2 separate regions of the Homo sapiens genome follow, and region 1 is linked to region 2. A link is a contact called in ENCODE Hi-C data. All regions are on one chromosome and are shown on one strand. The core of a region is the stretch at or near the end of the contact, and the rest is flanking DNA. Distances in the headings are between cores, read along the strand shown. Region 1 holds the start of TCHP (trichoplein keratin filament binding). Region 2 overlaps UBE3B (ubiquitin protein ligase E3B).

Region 1 (7,074 bases), core at 2,604-5,103, 380 kb before region 2:
GGCTGATTTCAGCTTCCCGTGCTGCTCCCGGATTCTTCTTTCCTGCAAGTTCATGCTCAGCCTCAGCTCCTCCAGTTCTCTGGCCAGCAGGTCCTGCTCCTCCTGCATGAGCTGCCTGAGCTTTTCCCGTCGGGCCTCCAGACTCCTCCTCTTCTCCTCCTTCATCTTCTCCCGCTGATAGGCATGCATGCTGGGTGAGAGGGGGCCTGCCTGAATCAATCATGCTACAGCCACAGGGAACGTGCTCTGCTCTGCTGTGTCGGTAAAAGAGGCTGAGGTAGATGTGTCATGACGACACAGGAATGTGTCCCCAGCCAAAGCAGAGACAGCAGGTCACAGAATAGTATGTGTAAGAGAAAATCTTGTTTTTTGCAAAAAGAAAATGTATAAATGTATAAATAATGTATATATTATCCATCACATAAATCCTACAGCATAGGTCTGCTGTAGCCCCACTTGATTGATGAGGAAACCAAAGCTCATACATTCAGCAAGAGACACGGTCAGGATTTCCATCTAGGTCTGACTTCAAAGCCTATGCTTTTGGCCTCCATGTTTTTACACGTATTTCTATAAAAGTAGCTTTGTGTGTGTATATTTAAGCACAAATACCAGTGGGAAACAGCATGGAAGGATATGTGCCAGACTGTTAACTGTGGCTGTCTCTGGGGATATGGGGTTACAACCAGGCTTCCAAATTCTATCATATGCTTCTGCATCATTTTATCTTTTTCAATGCCAATGTATGGCTGCACTGATGATCTTTTTTTCCATTTCCAGCTGGAAAAACATCACCATGCAGGTAATTCATACTGCCTGGCAAATCCTACGCTCCCTAAATCCTTAAGGCCTCATCCCCTGACCAGCAAGTGGTCCCCACTTCCATCCAATCGGCAGTTACCGCACAATTACCTCCGCTGGTAGGAGGTTTTAGAGCTCCATTCTGCCTGTTTGGAGCTGCAGATGTCAGACATCCTGAAGTAACGGCTGTTCTGCTCCCACTGCTGCCGAAGCCGGGCCTCCTGCTCTCGCTGTCGTGCTAGCTGCTGATTCAGGCGCTGCTGGCTGCACCAGTAGGACGGCAGCGTCGGGAGCGCCATCTGAGAACAGGAATGGGAGGAAAGTGAGCCACTGCAAATCCCAGGAACCCTCACCAGCTTGGCCTCATCCCTTTAACGAGTGGTCACCACCCCTTGGCTGCACAGTGAAATCAACTGGTGGAACTTTAAAACAAACAAACAAACAAAACCGTGTCTGAGCCCCACTCCAAACTAATTCAATCAAAAAACTTAGTAGGGCCCAGGCACCAGCATTTTTTAAAATGATCTGCCACTAGTGCTGCAAATCATCCTTTTAAATTTGCCGTGGCTCACGCCTGTAATCCCAGCACTTTGGGAGGCCAAGGTGGGCAGATCACGAGGTCAGGAGTTCGAGACCAGCTGCGCCAACATAGTGAAACCCCTGTCTCCACTAAAAATACAAAAAATTAGCCAGGCGTGCTGGTGGGCGTCTGTAATCCCAGCTCCTTGGGAGGCTGAGGCAGGAGAGTCACTTGAACCCAGGAGGTGGAGGTTGCAGTGAACCAAGATTGTCCCACTGCACTCCAGCCTAGGCGACAGTGCAAGACTCCATCTCAAAACACAACAAAACAAAACAAATAAACCTTAGCCAGACACAGTGGCTCATGCCTGTAATCCCAACACTTTGGGTGGCTGAGGCAGGAGGATCACTTGAGGCCGGGAGTTGGAGACCAGCCACATCATGAGACTCATCTCTATAAAAAATCAAAAATTAGCCAGGAGTGGTGGTGCGCCTGTAGTCCCAGCTACTCAGGAGGCTGAGGCAGGAGGATTGCTTGAGCCCAGGAGGTCACGGCTGTAGCGAGCCATGATAGCGCCACTGCACTCAGCCTGGGTGACAGTGAGACTCTGTCTCAAAAAAACAAAAACATAAAAAATTCTGGACTGCGTGCACCCAGCTGTGGGCCAGCCATCACCAGGAACACAACAGACAGACACAGGGATTGTCCTAAGATTGCTAGACTAGGCACATCGGGGGCATTTATGCTGTGCTTAAACAGAGACAATAATGTAAGGAACACATGTATGTGCCAAGCACTCAATACATATGACTTTTTTTCATTCTTACAATCACCTCGCTATTTGGCAGGTAAGGAAACTTACGTTGAAGAGGTAAAGTTGTTGTACCCGAGCGAGTTAGAGAAACGCCACAGTTTGAGACGAAATTAAGAGTCCTTTATTTAGCCAGTGCCCAAGAGACGGCTAATAAATTCTCTTGGCCCGAGGAAGGGGCTTGATTTTCCTTTATACTTTGGTTTAGGAAGGGGAGGGGAGCTCAGATGCAACAATTCTACATAAGTAAAAACATGCAAAAATTAAAAGGACAAAGAGTCACAGAGAAACAATTAAAAGACAAATGGTTACAGAGAAACAACAGTTCCAGGTGCAGGGGCTCTAAATCTTTCATAAAATGTTAGATATGGGTGCTCTGCCCGACACCAACTCAAGGTTTTATGGTGTTATCTTTTGAGCAAAATCCTGGGAACTTCGTACATTGCTTGTTTCAGTACCTTATCAGTTAATTGGACTCTTTGATATGTTGAGATTCTGCTTACACAAGTTAACTCCTTGAGGAAAGGGGTGGGTAAGGAGTCCTTGATGTCTTGTAAATGAGGGAACCAGATGGAGTTCATCCGGCTTTCTCAACTAAGGGAGAGCTAATTCATGTGGAAACAAGGCTAGGTGATTAAGGGGAAAAAAAGAGTCTAAAAGCAAGGTTAGTAAAAACAAGGTAAGGCATTAAAAAACAAGGTTAGTAAAAACAACGTTAAGCATTACAAAGTGATTTGCTCAGGATCACAGAGCCAGGAAGTAAAGGAGATAAACAAGCTGGGTTCCTAATTCATGTCCGTCTGAGACCAGAGCCCAGGCTCTCTCTGCTGCAAGGGGCTGCCTGTTGGGACCAACCTGCCCTGGCTCTGGCAGTCCCCGGGGAGGGGACTGATAATAACACTCGGAAGTATGTTGGGCTACCATGGAGGACAGACCTTTCATCTTGCAGATGAAGAAGCTGAGACCTAGAGAGAGGAATTGCCTGAGCAATGTAGGGATACAGCTGGAGCCTTGAAAGCAGAGAGCAGTCTCACTCCAGGCACCAATTCCCCTGACCCAAAAGCTGTCCTCAAGTGTAGGGTCGATGCAGTGCCTGGGTAGGAACGCCGGCTGAATGAGCGAAAAGGCCTGGTGCACGCCAAGAATCTCATTCTGGAGGTCCTCCAGTTTTGGGGGCAAACACTCTGCGTCTATGGTCCAAATGTAGCCGGCAGGCTGCTAACGTGTGACCTCGGTCTCGAGACCGTGGCAAGCTTCACATACTTTTTTCCCGCTCCCGTAAAGCCGCCAGTGGATCAGTCTTTGCACCAAGAGTTAAAAGTTTAAGATTCCCGTCCCGGATTGGCCACCCACAAGGTGGGCTGCTCCCCGAACACGTCGCATCCCTCTCTCGACCTGAACATGCACGTGCAACAAATGGGGTCACAGCGCGTGGGGAGCGCAGTGAGGACCCCGGAGGCGCCCTGAGCTCGCGCCCGCTGACTGCCGCCCCGGTTCCCGCCCGCGCGGGCCGCCTGCGGGCCCCCGCCCTAACGCCGGATCCGGCCTAGTCCAACCCTCCGACTCACATTTCTCTGAGGCTCGGAGTTTCCGAAGAGTCCCCCGGCCCGACTTCCCGCAGGCACGAAGCGGGCCGGCCAGTCCCCCGGTGTAATTCCCAGACGCGCTACAGCAACGCCGGCTGTTTCCTCCCTGTTTGCACCGGCAACGAGCCCGACGACGGAGCGTCGCAAGGGCCAAGCCTCCTTCAGCGCGTAGGGAGCCTGTGTTTTTCTCTGGTGCCCCGTCGTGGCCAGCGGGAGATAAATAGCAAACGTCGCTGCTCCTTGAAATAGGGAAGCATGGAGGCAAAGAATCCGTCCATGCACTACACGTATTTCAGGATGGTGGTTACCATCACGTGAAGGTGAAGGTGGAAACCAGGGGGAAGAGAATGTAAGTCAGTGGTCCTCAAACCTGGCTGCGCGTGAGAATCACCAGATACCAGCCTGGGCAACACAGAGGGACTCCTGTCTCTAAAAAATTTTTTAAACTTAACCGGGCATGGTGGGACTTGTGGTCCCAGCTACTCGGGAGACTGAGGCGGGAGGATCAGTTGAGCCCAGGAGATCGAGGCTGCCGTGAGCCATGACTGTGCCACTGCACTCCAGCCTGGGTGACAGAGCCAGACACTGTCTCAAAAAAAAGAAGAAAAAATCCAGATACCTTTAAAAAATCCAGATGCCCAAACCAAACCCCAAATCCCATCTGAGAGTATCAGTGTTTTCCAAAATTCCCCAGGTGTGTTCAATGTACAACTTGGGCAGAGGCCTGCTGGCATAAGTAGATGGAAGTTATTGGTAACTTTTTTATTTTTTTGAGACAGAGTCTTGCTCTGTCGCCAGGCTGGAGTGCAGTGGCGTGATCTCGATTCACTGCAACCTCCGCCTTACGGGTTCAAGCGATTACCCTGCCTCAGCCTACCGAGTAGCTGAGACTACAGGCGCACGCCACCACGCCCAGCTAATTTTTTGTATTTTAGTAGAGATGGGGTTTCACCATATTGGTCAGGATGGTCTCGATCTCCTGACCTCGTGATGCGCCTGCCTCAGGCTCCCAAAGTGCTAGGATTACAGGAGTGAGCCACTGCACCCGGCCGATAACTTTCTATTATAGTCTTATATTGGTGGTGAGTTCAAAAGTGTTCATTCTATTAGTATGTTTTATAACTCGTGTGCTACAAGTATTACATGCCAACTATTCCATTAAAAAGAAAATGAAGAAAAATACTTGTTTGTTCTCTTTTCTTTCATTTTCCCATTCTTTCATTTCTTCTTCCCTTCATTTCTCCATTCTTTATTCATCTCTGTTTTTCCTGGATGCAGCATCATGGCCTCAGCTGGGTTCAGTGGCTTACGCCTGTAATCCCAGCACTTTGGGAGGCCCAGGAGGGTGGATTACCTGAGGTCAGGAGTTGAAGACCAGCCTGGCCAACATGATGAAACCCCGTCTCTGCTAAAAATACAAAAATTAGCCGGGCATGATGGCAGATGCTTATACTCCCAGCTACTCGGGAGGCTGAGGCAGGAGAATCGCTTGAACCTGGGAGGCAGAGGTTGCAGTGAGCCAAGATTGCGCTGCTGCACTCCAGCCTGGGTGACAAAGTGAGACTCCACCTCCAAATTAAATAAATAAATGAATACATAAATAAATAAATAAAATTAGCAGGCTGTGGTGGTGCACACCTATAGTCCTAGCAACTTGGGAGGCTGAGGTGGGAGGATCACTTGAGCTCAGGACAAGGAGGCTGCAGTGAGCCGTGATCACACCATTGCACTCCAGCCTGAGTGACAGAGTGAGACCCTGTCTCAAAACATGGTCTCTACAGTCAGAACGCCCAGGTTTCAAGCTATACCATGCTGGTGTAGTCTTGGGCAGGTCACTTCATCTGTCTGTGCCTCAGCTTCCTAGTCCATGGAATGAGAGTAAAAATAGAGCAACTTTCAGGCCGGGCCTGGTGGCTCATGCCTGTAATCCCAGCACTTTGGGAGGCCAAGGCTGGCGGATCTCTTGAGGTCAGGAGCTTCAGACCAGCCTGGCCACATGGTGAAACCCCCGTCTCTACTAAAAATATAAAAATTAGCTGGGCGTGGTGGCAGGCACCTGTAGTCCCAGCTACTCGGGAGGCCGAGGCAGGAGAATCGCCTCAACCGAGGAGACGGGGGTTGCAGTGAGCCAAGATCATGCCACTGCACTCTAGCCTGGGCAACAGAGCAAGACTCTGTCTCAAAAAACAAAGCAAAACAAAAAATAGTGCAGCTTTCTAGGGTTGCCCGTGTGAGAATAAATGGAGCATGCCCAGGAGTAGAGCATCCAGTGCATCCCAGGTGAGCCCAAACTTGAGCCTTCCTTCACATCCCCCTTTAGTTGGCACCTGTTTAATCAGGGTCTGTCCCACTGCGTGCATAAGAGTCCTCAAGTTTCCCTCCCATTAATCCCTACCCCCTTGGGCAAATTCATGGCCACTCTTTCATGTTGTGTCCCCAGTGCAGAGGGGTGGCAGCAGCCCACTGCAGTCACTTAGCAGAGATGCCCACCCAACAAAGGAGACCAACACATAAATGTCTGTCGACAGGAACTTCATAAACACATGAATTGGACCAGGCGTGGTGGCTCACGCCTGTAATCCTAGTATTTTGGGAGGCTGAGGCAGGTGGATCATTTGAGGTCAGGAGTTCGATACCAGCCTGGCCAACGTGGCGAAACCTTGTCTCTACTAAAAATACAAAAATTAGCCAGGTGTGGTGGCATGCACTTGTAATCCCAGCTCGGGAGGCTGAGGCATGAGAATCACTTGAACCCAGGTGGCAGAGGTTGCAGTGAGCCGAGATCTGACCGCTGAACTCCAGCCTGGGCAACAGAGGGAGTCCCTGTCTCAAAAAAAAAAAAGAAAGAAAGAAAGAAAAGAAAAGAAAAAGAAATATGTGAGTTGGGGCAAGGTAAGGGAGACCTGATCCTGATTTTGTGCCTCTTGGGCAAGGCCTTTCCACTCTCTGGGCCTCAGTTTCCTCATCTGTATAATGACCAGATAAGCTCCACTAGCAGAACTTTAGGGCTTAGGGCTCGACCAGCATGCCGGAGGGCAACCATTCCTAAGTGGCCTGATCCTGGAAGCCTGAAGTCCCCAGATTACAGCCTCCATTCTCTTTTGCTGGCCAGACATCCTCACCGGCCCCCACAGTTCAACTCTGAACCTCTTGATTACACAGCTGCTGGCTGTCGCTATTAAGCAACTTTACAAGTGCCTTTTCCTTTGCTCCTCTTGGGCATTCTATGAGATATCTTATTGCCCCCATGTTAGAATTGCCTAAACTAAGCCTCGAAAAGGTGGCATGGCTTGCCTGAGGAGCCGCAGCTGATAGGTGGTTGAGCCATGATTTGAAACCAGTTCTGCCTGATCCCA
Region 2 (6,411 bases), core at 290-2,789:
GGACACAGCCATTCAGCACATCTACTCCATCCAGACCTCAACATGCACAGCCCCAGAACCACAACTTTGGAGTTCTCCTACTAAATCATCTGTTTAGTTTGTCTCTTGATTCTAATCTGTTGAGGCCTTCCTGGCTTCTGGTTCCATCATCTAATGCATTCCTAGTACTTGGGGTGCTGAGGTTTTTATTTCAGAGCAGTGACTATAAAAACAGTGCTGAACAGCACAGGGCCCAGGGAAGAGTCTGTTGGCCCGACTTGAGAGGCCCAATCACCAGGTGAAACTGATGTCTTCAGACACTGTGATGGAACAAGTGACCAATCAACCCTGCTGTCCTATGAAGGCCATGCCACATTTCTCCCTTTCAGCTACAACTGTAACACTGTCACATGCTTCGCAGGTTAGACAGGCTGTCTCCACAGCATCCACTCGGCTGCCGTCTGGTCCCCTCATCACAAAGCAAACGAGCAGTATGCCAGTGTGGCGAGACCTGTTTTGGGGAACCCTTGCTGCCTTCCTGCCATGTTCACCCAGTGATCCCCAAAGGACTATCCTATGGTGCCCCGATTCAGGGGTTAGGCTTCAAAGTTAGTGGGCAAGGGAAAATTACCTCTCAAGACCCCTAAGTCACATGTGGGAACAGGAGCACAGTTTTGTGGAGGCAAACCTGAGAAGGACTTTTTATGTACATAAAGTTTGAGAATCATTAAGTTAGATGACAAAAGGGAGAAACAGGAAGTCAACAGGCAGCTGTAACAGCATTTAAACCATTCTGCCTAAATTTAAGATAATTATCTTGGCACTGAGATGAGAACGGATGGAGAATTCCATCAAGTTCCTGTCTGCCTGCAGGAGTTCCTCCAACCTGCTTTAAAATTATGCCTCCCCAGCCTTCACACGCATTAGTAGATGCGTTTGTGGTTATGTGGATGAAATGGGATGGTACATGTGAAAGCAAGTGGCACATGGCCTAGCTCAAGGAGCGTTTACTGGATTCAAATCTCAGTCTTGCTTGATCAGCTCCACACCAGCCTCTTTGTTTAAACGTTTAGAGGGGACTGCCTCTTGTGATACATTTCCTGCCTTCTGGGAACTGGCGTGGATATGCGAGGATTATATCCATGCCTCTTGGGAGGTGAATGTGAGTCAGCGTTCCTCTTCTTCACTGCATCTCAACATGCACACACAGGGAATACTGAGCTAGAAAAGGGATGCCTGGCTTCCAGGCCCAGCTCTATCACTGATATCCAAGTGACCTTGACTGAAGTTCTCTGGCCTCAGTTCTGCCTTTGACAGAGACAGGGGAAAGGACTGGGTAAGAGTATGTTTGAGGATCCTTCCGGTTCTGAATACTAGAGTTCCAGCCCAAACTCACCCTCTGGGAAGAAGAGCCTTCCTACAGGACTTTAATATCTGGAAGCCTAATAGAGAAGCATAGCCCTCAATACTAACCATAAAAAAGGAAACAATGCCCAGGAGAGCATGAGTCTGAGATCAGCTTACTGACGCCCCCTTGTGTCCAAATCCAGCAAAGGCCCCTGGGCTCTCATATTCTAATAACCAAGCCACCAGATTACGACAACTGGGATAACAATGAACAACCCTCTCCCCTTCTCCAGTGGAAAGTAAAGAGGAAAAGGGACTTTGCCTAAAGCCTAAGACAGACATCTCTTTTGCCATCCCTGAGGGATATGCTTTAAAAAGTAGGGCCAGAGTAACTGGGATGTCAAGTGAATTTCCAATAAGCAATGATATTTGTGAAGGGAGTCGGATTCTGCCACTCTCAGGAGATACTGCAATCTATACCACCCCAGACTCTTCCCATGGGTGGGTGCTGGCCACGTCTGGGTAGGCGTGATGGGTAGTGGGGCTGAGGATTTCTAGAGACAAGGGAGATGCATCTGGGTCTGCAGAGGGAAGTGCTAGAAAGGGAGTCCCTACCACACAATTGGGCTTTTTCTGAATCAAAAGCAGAGGTTGCAAATGGGTGGCCCACAGGTTGAATTTGGTGGAAAGACAGGTGTTATCTGACTTTCTAGGCACTTTACAGAGTTCAATTAGTTCACAACATGGAAGATCTGAATTTTGGCCTTCTCTTAAAAACTCAAGAGCGTTATGGAGCCCACCTCGTCACATGGCAGGTCTGGAGGAGCTGAGTGGCGGTGGCCTCTTCTGGGGAGGCACGTGCTTCCAACTGCTCCCCAACACTGAGGCTGGGTGTCAGTTGCCATTTATCAACTCACTCGTGGGGGCTATTTTTCTCAAGTAGAGCTACACAGACCAAGAGGGCTGTTTCAAGAACAGGAGGGCGCAGAAGTGGAGATTATTTCTATATGTCTAGCACGCAAACAGAATGCTCCTGTAATGAGACCCACTCAGCCAGCTTTACTCCTTCACATGGCCTGCAGGGCCCAGTGGGCCCTTCAATTCCTTATGCCTACCTTGAAGAATGTCAGAAACATCCACTGTTCAGCACACACTGCCTTCCTAGCAGCTCTCGGCATTGATCACCAGTGGCCAGGGGCACTCAAACAAGCTCTCCAGTAAGGAGTGACACAAACAAGGTACGATGCACCGAGGGAGAAAATGAAGACACGTGAGGAGGAACAGCTGCTGCCAGAAGCCATCTGCTGGTGGGGGTGGCTATCTGGCCACATACTTCAGGGGATCCCGTGACTGTCCTACACTACAGGACAGGCTCATGGGGAACTGCAGCTGGAGTGTGATAAAAAGGTCTGAAGTGCAAACATGGCAAATAAATGAAGCCAAGCCTCTCCAGGGAATGGGGACTGTGGCTCAGTCACCAATTCTATCGCTGGCAGGATGAGCATGTATGGGTAGGCTGTGCACTATACAAGCCCAGGGGAGGCTGTGGCATGGATAACACAGACATCGTAGGTAGTTAAGTTTATGACAACCATGTTCCAGCAGATTGGAGGCACGGTCTTGTACCAACAAAACCAATGTATTGTGACAATTTTCTGACATATGAGGACTGGGTACCTATCTCTAATTTACATGGAGTCACCGTATAGTGGTAGTTCCAGACAACGGATTTAGCTCAGGTGGGTCACTTCAGTGGTATCTTGTAAGTTTCTGTCTACAAAGAACTTCTGGCTCTGTGATAAAAGTATTTCTCTACATAACTCAGTAAATGTAACACCTCCACTCCACTTATATACTACAATCACAGTTGAGAGTCTCAGCAAAGTGCCTGCTGGGACAAATGGAGTTTGCACAGACCTGAGAGTGTTAGTGCAGCCGCTGTGACTGGCAGCTCCTGTCCTCATTTCAAAGGGACATGAAGAGGTGGATGCTCTAGCCCAGGATACTCTAGCTCTCATGGGGTAAAGGAAGACACTGCTGGGTCTCCAGCAATGAGAACATGTTTAACCAAGCAGCTGTTCAGAGCAGTCAACAGGACAAATGACCCCTTTCCTGCTCCCAGAGCCTTAATTTCAGATCAAGGAGTAACAGGAACAGTTCAAAAGCCAGAGACCGTCCACTAAAGAGCTTCCATGTTGCAGGGCCCACTTCCTTGTGGTAGGATTCCATAGGCTTCACACTCACCTCCAGCATCCTGGACCGGCGGATGGTGATGTGAGTGACATGCGGGGAGGCAGAGCTGGTTTCCACCAGCCCCAGTTTCTCCTTCTCCTTGGTAACCATGGTTCGAAACAGTAGAACTCTCTAAAATGAACAAAGGCGGGATCAGAAAACAGGGTCAGCAAACTGACGATTCCATAAAAACACTCTGCAAAAATGACTGAAACTGAAGTTAGATGAGATGCAAGCAGAATGGGATGCCTTAACATGTGCTACCAGTTAGAAGTGTCCTGTGAGAACAGAAGCATTCCCTGGAACACTTGTGGGAATTAGAAATACTGTTGAATACACAAGCAAAAAACGTTCCGGAAAGAGTGGTCTGGCTGCAGCTAGGGTCCAGCTAGGAATGGCCCACGAGAAAATCCTCCTCAAGGCTGGGCGTGGGGGCTCACGCCTGTAATCCCAGCACTCTGGGAGGCCCAGGTGGGCGGATTACCTGAGGTCGGGAGTTCAAAACCAGCCTGGCCAACATGGTGAAACCTCGTCTCTACTAAATACAAAATACAAAAATTAGCTGGGTGTGGTGGCATGCACCTGTAATCCTAGCTACTTGGGAGGTTGAGGCAGGAGAATCACTTGAACCCAGGAGGCAGAGGTTACAGTGAGCCAAGATCGTGCCACTGCACTCCAGCCTGGGGGACAGAGTGAGACTCTGTCTCAAAAAAAAAAAAAAAAAAAAAAGAAAAAAAAGAAAAAAGAAAATCCTCCTCATTCAGTCAATAATCCACTATAAAAACTTGGTGGCAGAACAAGTTACAGAGCCTTCTTTATCTAGCTGTGCCTGCTTTAAGGGAAATCAATATTATGAATCCTAAGAACAAAAATAATTCAAAGATAACTTTTCCTACTGTCAGAAAATTTAAAAATGACCCTACAGTATAAAGCTCCCTGACCTTTCAACCTGCCTCCTCTGTGCCTTCAAGCCCACCACAGTCCCACCAGTAATATTTCTCAATTACTGCTTGAAAGGAACCCTCTCTCCTTATTCTTAAGATTCTGCTAAACCTATTTAGAAAGAGCATGACTCTTTGCCCCATCCTGGGCTCAAGAATCAGCACCCTAATACCATTTAAATCAAGTCAGCTGAATGAATACATAAATCTAACCACAGCTGTTTTTTTAAAAATGGGAATCTCCCCCAAAGTCAAGAACTTTATTAAATACAAATAAGAACAGTAACAGCTGGGCACAGTGGCTCACGCCTGTAATCCCAGCACTTTGAGAGGCCGAGGCAGGTGGATCACCTGAGGTCGGGAGTTCGAGACCAGCCTGACCAACAGGGAGAAACCCCAACTCTACTAAAAATATAGAATTAGCTGGGCGTGGTGGCACATGCCTGTAATCCCAGCTACTCGGGAGGCTGAGGCAGGAGAATCGCTTGAACTTGGGAGGCGCAGGTTGTGGTGAGCCAAGATCGTACCATCACACTCCAGCCTGGGCAACAAGAGTGAAACTCTGTCTCAAAACAACAACAACAACAACAAAAAAACAGTAATAATAGTAACAACAACAGGAAATACTATATACCAGTGGGTGCTAGTATATTTTCATTTAATTATTATGTTAACTCTATTAGGCAAATATGATTGTAACAAAAAAAGCAATGACCAACAGCCCCTTAAGAAGAAAGGGGATGGGCCAGTCGCGGTGGCTCACGCCTGTAATCCCAGCACTTTGGGAGGCCTAGGCGGGCGGATCATGAGGTCAGGAGATCGAGACCATCCTGGCTAACACGGTGAAACCCCGTCTCCACTAAAAATACAAAAAATTAGCTGGGCGTGGTGGCGAGCACCTGTAGTCCCAGCTACTCGGGAGGCTGAGGCAGGAGAATGGCGTGAACCCGGTAGGTGGAGCTTGCAGTGAGCTGAGATCGCGCCACTGCACTCCAGCCTGGGCGACAGAGCGAGACTCTGTCTTAATAAAAAAAAAAAAAGAAGAAGAAAGGGGATGGTACTGAGTGGAGGAACTACTGTTCAGTGAAGCATCTTGCTGAGGCTGGTTGACAGATCTAGACGTGACAGGACTGACGTGCTCTGAGTAGAACCAAAAGCCCTGAGAGGTTCCAGGGCCATGCAGAAGAGAGGGGACAGATTGGGGACACAGGGAGGGAGGCTGGTGATAGGAATGAAGGGTGCTCCTACCTCTCCCCTCCATGGCAGGGGAACTGTAGGACTTTTGAGAACAGGTGTTTGTCATGTGGAGTCGTGTAGTTTGTGACACAACTACTTCCTATGACCCCAAATCTTTGGCATGACCACCTGAAGGGGTGCTGTTTGGTGATACACAGGCGGAAGGCGAGTTACATCTGGGTCAATCCAGTATGGGGTGGAGATAGCAGAAGACACAGAAACAGAACTAAAGAGACAGAAGTGACCACAGAAAGCCTGGACAGGGCTCTGGATTTCTATGGGGCATGGAAGAAAGTCTGAGGCAAGCTTATCCAGGCTGCAAGGGCTGGGCAACCTCAGCGACTGCAGTGGACAGTTGGGTACGGATCATTCTCCCCATTCTACAGATGAAGACCTTACTCACCCAAGGCTACACAGTTGGTGGGCAGGGGGATGGAATGAAATCCAAAGCCCAGACACAGCCCCCATACTACAAAGCCTCTGCCCACTCCACACCTCTTAGGCCTTCTGGGTAAACACAAAAGGCAGAGAGGACTTAAGGGCCAGCCAGGGGATGAGTCACACATAAACAGGTAAAAGCGATGTAAGAGGGTGCAGAAAATGAAGTGCTGTGCACGTGAGCCAGGCAGAGCTGAGGCTTTAACAAATGTTAAGGAAAACAAGAAAGGCATTATAG

Evidence for each region. A loop is a pair of places that touch in the nucleus more often than their neighbours do. Pooled maps may share reads with other maps.
Region 1: a pooled map shows a loop between it and region 2 (7-fold over the local background). The contact joins the promoter of TCHP here to the enhancer-like site in region 2. A Hi-C loop is called at or near these places in 5 of 50 pooled maps.

Annotation. Positions count from the first base shown.
Region 1 is chr12:109,897,053-109,904,126 of GRCh38, reverse strand. It overlaps TCHP (trichoplein keratin filament binding), which reads right to left and starts at 3,853. Exons shown (of 13, transcript NM_001143852.2): 1 at 3,701-3,853; 2 at 913-1,100; 3 at 1-190. The coding sequence starts at 1,100. RefSeq lists enhancers at 2,449-3,289, 3,290-4,130 and a silencer at 3,523-3,632.
Region 2 is chr12:109,514,044-109,520,454 of GRCh38, reverse strand. It overlaps UBE3B (ubiquitin protein ligase E3B), which reads right to left. Exons shown (of 28, transcript NM_130466.4): 19 at 3,571-3,690. Among named protein-coding and RNA genes, the nearest start is that of UBE3B, 40 kb to the right of the region's middle. Within about 2 kb of position 1,539, at least 15 of the 41 ENCODE cell types and tissues checked have a DNase peak (open chromatin) inside an H3K27ac peak, as active enhancers do.